Regions from separate parts of the Homo sapiens genome. Here region 2 is linked to region 1. The links are chromatin contacts, found by Hi-C or POLR2A ChIA-PET in ENCODE. All regions are on one chromosome and are shown on one strand. The core of a region is the stretch at or near the end of the contact, and the rest is flanking DNA. Distances in the headings are between cores, read along the strand shown. Region 1 has its middle 61 kb from the start of PTCD2. Region 2 holds the start of FCHO2 (FCH and mu domain containing endocytic adaptor 2).

Region 1 (2,843 bases), core at 256-2,755:
GATTATTTTAGATCAGCCACGCAGAGAGGTGGTTGATCTAAAGTAATCAGATATAATAGGCTACTGTAGAGTTCATTAGTTTTTGTTTTTTGTTTTTTGGTGGCACTAGGACCTACCAGGCCATGCCTTAGTCCAGGTGCTGGGGCTTGCCCATGGTGCTCTTCATGTATAAAGCCTGGGCATTCTGCCAATTCACCTTGAGCAGTGACACCAGGAAGCTAACATCCAGAAGGATGTTGTACACAAGCTCATCGTCTGTCATCTTCACATGGCATTGGTCATGGCCAGACACAGCACCTCCGTCAGGAAGTTGATTGTGGACTTCACCTCATCAACTCTGGCCACGATGTTTTCATTGTGCATGAACAGGGAAGGGAATTTGCCAGCTTTATTCAGGCTGGGGCTGAGGATGTGTTTGATCAGAGTCATCATACTTTATGGCCAACTTCTTGATGAGCTTCTTATTCTGGTTGAGTTTCTTCAGCACCCCAAAGCTCACATGGTGATAGCCACAGCCTTGGCTTTATCAAAGTGTTGTTGGTCCCCAGCATACACACAGAGAGCTTGGGGCGGAGAGTGGACTAAAGTTTGCAGGGGGAGCACTTGTCCTTCTGAGTTCATCGTTCTTCAAGGTGATCTTCGGCTATACCCGAAAGTGTCCAGTGCTTGCACTGGTTCCTCTGTGGGACGCCTAGTACAGAGTATCTCGAGAGGTTTTGATGCTCTTGGTGCCTCATGCCACAGAAACAAGAAATGAGCATTACTGTAGAGTCTTGCACCTTCATTTAACTAACTGGTGAAACAATGAAAGTCACTGACCTTCAGTATCTTGGAGTCATGTGTGCCTTTAGGTTTTTACTGAAATTGCAGGACACTAAACTTCTTTTATAACTAGCCGTGTTTGTTCTTGGCTTTTTCTATTGGCCTCTACCACTGTGTCTACGGACCTCAAAACTTCTGATTTCTACCAATAAATTTAATATTTTTGAGAAGGACATTTAAAATGCTTCTCAAGATCACTTTGCGAATCACACCTTCACTTTCCATTTATGGATTTATAGTTTTCTGGGAAGAGGACACATCTTTTCCTTTGAATATGGCCTGGTCTGTCTTCCTATTTAGATTCACAGTTCTCCATCAGCAACCAGCCTTGATCTTGTGCCGTTAGGAATCCAAATTAGTTCACATGTCTGTTCCAACTAGTGCTGGAGTGAAACTCACACCAGGTTTTCCCCCAACATTCTTTATACTTAGTCTGTAACTGGACAAATTGAAATAAATAAGTTCTCCTAGAAATTGTGGCACAGACTTCTTTCTACACAGTCAAGGGTGGGGAAAAAAACACAGCAAAGAATTTTAAATACAGATGTTAAGAGCCATTGGAATCATAGATTGAGGAATGTTTAGGTCTTAGCATCACAGAATTTGGAGTGAAAATGCCCTTTTGATGAGACACAAATCAACTTCCTCATTTTGTGGGTGAGACCAAGACAAGTCAGACAGCTGCTCAGCTTGCCCAGCCAGCAAGTGACAAGGCCGAAATGCAGCTTTCCTGACTACTGGGCCACAGTCTTTCTTCTTCTAGGCTGCCTCCTTTCCTAATCTAGTTGAAAGAAGACATTTACTTAGAAGATTAATATCCCAGAAGTCACTTTGCTTGTCACCTATCACAAAGGAGGAACTGAGTCTCAAGGAGATGAAGTGACTCGCTGAGGGTCACAGGGCTAGCAGGCGCACGCCCATCCCAGGGCACAGGTTGCGCTGCTTCTCATTGCCAACGAGGGCTCTACCAAGTAACTCTGGCATTTTCTGCCAGGGATGGTCAGAGTCCTCGGAGCAGGTGGAAACATTCCTAAAGTCTCACACTCTAGTGGCTGCTCTCAGAAATCCTAAGAGGCCCCCTTCTTTCAATACTCTGAGAAAACAGTCTGTCCTTTAAGACAGTCTAACCCTGCACCTTGTGTCTTATTAAAAATAAATCCTCATGATTCTCCTGGGTTTGTGACTTGTGTAATAGTGCATGTGTTCAGAGTAGTTGTATTTTATTTTCTTGCAGTAAAATGTGTCACTGTTTTCCTCCTAAGTTGGGTTCTTTTGTTTTTAAGGAATACTGCTGTAAGTGAGCTTGAGACCAGAGGGTTTTATTGTAGGAACTGAGATAGTATTGGGGACTGAGGTCACCTGAGAAACTGGTCAGCTCTGGGGACCCAGTACTGTCTCCATCGCTTTCTCACGGCTTCTTCTTCCTCGTGCTTCCGCTCAGATCTCCTCTCTACCGCCTGGCTTATCCTGCTTATTAGAGGTTTCTGAACCTCCCTAACTGTGAGTTACTCATAGGTTTTGCTTGCTATGTCCCTGACTTTCCTTCCCTCAGGGCATCTCTAAGGATATAGGAAAAAAACAAACTCTGTTTCTCTCACTATGCTCTCACAACATACAACGCTTCTGCGACCAAATGTGTGGGTGTATTGTCTCAACACCAAGCAAGCAATAAGTTCTGCAGCAGATACCAGCTGGGTGTCCTCTAAATCAATTCAGTTCTGACACTGTCTACCCGGAGATGGCGTCAGGTCCCACAGGTCGAGGGCTCAGTCCCACAACACTGTCCCCCACTTCCAATGACAATCACAAGCTCCAGGTTGTTTTACCTGTGCTCTGACCAGTCAGCTATAAATCAGGGGTCCCATGGCCCCCTCCTTAGTTTTGATTAATTTGCTAGAGTGGCTTACAGAACTCAGGGAAACACTTAGGTTTACTGGTTTATCCTGAAAGGTGTTACAAAAGATATAGATAAAAGCCAGATGAAAAAGAGGCATAGGGTGAAGTACGTGGGAAGAGGCAAG
Region 2 (2,843 bases), core at 87-2,586, 580 kb before region 1:
AGTGACTGCTAATGGGTCTAGGGATTCTTTCTGGGATAACGAAATTGTTGTAAAACTGATATGGTGATGTTTACACAACTCTATGAACATATGAAAAAACCTCTGAATTGTACTACACTTTAAATGAGTGTATTGGTACGGAAATGTGAACTCAATAAAGCTGTTTAAAAAACAAAACACCTAAGGTCTAGTATATACGTTCTTTGTGGAAAACAAGGTACATTCAAGACAAATAAATAACTATGAACTGATCTGATTACTAACCAAGACCATGCTTGAGGCACTTAGAATTAAGAATTTAACATACATTCCTTACTAGCTAAAAGATTACCCCTTTAAATATGTCTAAATCTCAACGAAAATGGACCTGCAGTACTTGCAACTGTCAGGGCATAAAATGGGATTCACGAAAGATACCTGAGTAAACACGTTCCTTTCCTGTACATGGCTGAACTGTACTTCCCATTACAAAAAAAAAAACAATAACTGCAGAAAAATACTCCACCGGGAGCCGGAGAAATTCTCAAAGAAGAATCTAATACTGAGCTAAGACAAGGGGTGGAAAGAATGAGGAAGGGGAAGGAGCACAGAGTAGGGGGAGGTCTCCATGCATTTAAGCCCAAGGAGTCCAGTTACATTAAATCCAACTTTTAAACGCTTTGTGAACAGGCCCAGAGGCAAAGTCCTGGGCGCAAACCCACGAGCCGAGCTGCGAGGCTGAGAGGAAGTGCTAGTCCAGCCCAACCCCGCACTGGATTTGGTGTGGAAACCGTCAGAGGTAAAAGGGATCGCTCAGATGGGGGGCCCGCGGTGAGGGCAGGAGGCAAAACCCCACCGCCCGGCGCTCCCAGCCAGCGCGCAGCGGGAGGCGGCTGTGCCGCGGGCCCGTCCTTCGCGTCCGAGCTGCCGCGCACGCCCCGCGCGGAGCGCGGCACCGGGAGCCTCCGGTGGGGCTGGGTCCCGTCTCCCGCCCCATCCGGCGCTTTGTCCCAGCCCCGGTGGCCGGCGGCCCCGCTGCGGGCCCCCGGGCCGCGGTGACAGCCCCCGTCCCCATAGGGCTGCGAGCCCGGGAGTCCCTATAGGCTGGCGACCGGTCGCCCGCCGGACCTCACCCAGGCGGGACGCGGCAGGAGGACGCTCGCCCTGCCGGAGGGGCCGCCGCCGCCGCCCGAAGCGCACGCAGGCCAAGCTCAGGCGCCAAAAGCCTTGGACTTCGAAACACACGACTTCCAACATCCTAAGCTTACCCAAAAATTCTCGACGAAATACGCCATGACCATCGTGCCGCCGCCGCGCCGGGTTCCGCGTCCGCGCCCGCCCGCCGCTGTGTAAACACGGCCCGGCCCCCACAGCACCCCCGCCTTTCGCCGCCGCCGCCTTCTTCCCAGAGACCGGCCCGCACCTTCCAGGGCGCATGCGCCACCTAGCGGCTGCCGCAGCTGGGCGAGCACTTAGACGCCACGGCCACGGTGTGCGCATGCGCCCTGTCCCCATTCTCGGGTGTTGGTAGATCTCTCTGCATCCCGGGCGCGGCTGGGTTGAGTGTTCTCTTAGGAATGGTGGAGAACTGGGTCCTTGAGGAGTCACCGGGGAGACTGCTCGCACTGTTTGTGGTGCGACGGGCACTGGCCCAGGGACAGAGGGAAGAGAAGGGCCAGCCAGCGGCAGTGGAGTCGGCAGGCTGGCTGCCCACTCGCTTTCTCTCCTCACAAGACTCGCTTCCCCGGCCTTCGAGGATCTCGAACGGACTATAGTCTGGACTCGCTGGGCTGGAGGAAACTTGGCCGCTGGCCACCCGGAGGAGACTGAGAAGCCTTTGGTCAACAGGGCGCCTTTCCTTGAACCAAAACAAAACTTTCCGAAGCCGGAAAGGAAACGCCCAGTGTCGCCTGAGAGCCCTGGAGCTGCGCGAGACCCAGGCACTGAGTGCGGCCTCGGCCTCTGACCTCTAACACGCCGGGAACAAACCAGCTGGGGCGGCCCGCAGGCCTGCGGGAGCGGAATGTGACCCGAAACCGACGGACTTCCTGACCCATAGTCCATAGTTCTCTTCAGCAACTTGAACATTTTGGAAAAAGAAACAAGTCTTAACATGCCACGACCTAATGGAAAAACTAAATCCCCTTCCTACACCTTGCTTTCCAAAAGTTAAAAAAAAATAGTTAAACGCTATTAGAGGTCTCAAGTTCACTGTCACCAGATCAGCTAGGTCCAGAATCTTCAGTTCTTGAAGCCAAGCCCTACAAATAGATTTATTGTAGCATATCACACCTCTTCAGGTGACTTAAAACAATGAGAATTCATGAGAAATTATCTTCATCCTCAAGTAAAAATCATGAGGTGCCTTTCACATGGATGAAATTGTAAGTGCTTGTTGAACAAGGAATAATTGGATAATGGTATTGTGGTCATACTTTTTAAGAATATCTGTTAGAAAGATATAGGATGCAGAACATCTAGGATTTGCTGAAAGTCATTTATTATGGATAGGGGTATGAGTAAGGTCATAGATGAAAAGGGATGAAACAAGATTGGCCATAGTTGCTCTATTTTTGTGTATCTTGTTTCTTTATTTTGTTTCTTTAAAAAGTCCTCATATCACTGACATTTACACTTAGTTTTAGGGAAAGTCAAATTTAGAAATAAGCTACAGCTCTCTAAGCTATCGGTCTAACTGGATTTTTCTCGATGCTGAAGAACTTTTTAAAAAATTCAGCCATCTAGGTCACACAGCAAATACATTTGGCATTAAATTCCTAGTATCACTAAAGTACTCCCTCCCACCGCCGCGCCCCCCCCCTTCCCCCCGCACCCTTAGACCTGGGCAAGAGAGACTTCTATCC

What was found. A loop is a pair of places that touch in the nucleus more often than their neighbours do. ChIA-PET counts read pairs that join two places held with the same protein, here RNA polymerase II (POLR2A). Pooled maps may share reads with other maps.
Region 2: a loop to region 1 is called in a pooled map, with 4 times the contacts of the local background. The contact joins the promoter of FCHO2 here to the enhancer-like site in region 1. A Hi-C loop is called at or near these places in 1 of 168 maps with a recorded cell type or tissue (head of caudate nucleus) and 2 of 50 pooled maps. POLR2A ChIA-PET finds 5 or more read pairs at or near these places in 1 of 52 experiments (AG04450).

What each region holds. Positions count from the first base shown.
Region 1 is chr5:72,379,678-72,382,520 of GRCh38, reverse strand. It overlaps the pseudogene RPL10AP8. Among named protein-coding and RNA genes, the nearest start is that of PTCD2, 61 kb to the right of the region's middle. Within about 2 kb of position 1,505, at least 6 of the 41 ENCODE cell types and tissues checked have a DNase peak (open chromatin) inside an H3K27ac peak, as active enhancers do.
Region 2 is chr5:72,954,534-72,957,376 of GRCh38, reverse strand. FCHO2 (FCH and mu domain containing endocytic adaptor 2) reads right to left here and starts at 1,336. Exons shown (of 26, transcript NM_138782.3): 1 at 1,248-1,336. The coding sequence starts at 1,280. FCHO2-DT (FCHO2 divergent transcript) reads left to right here and starts at 1,493. Exons shown (of 2, transcript NR_186392.1): 1 at 1,493-2,363. RefSeq lists a silencer at 744-1,443.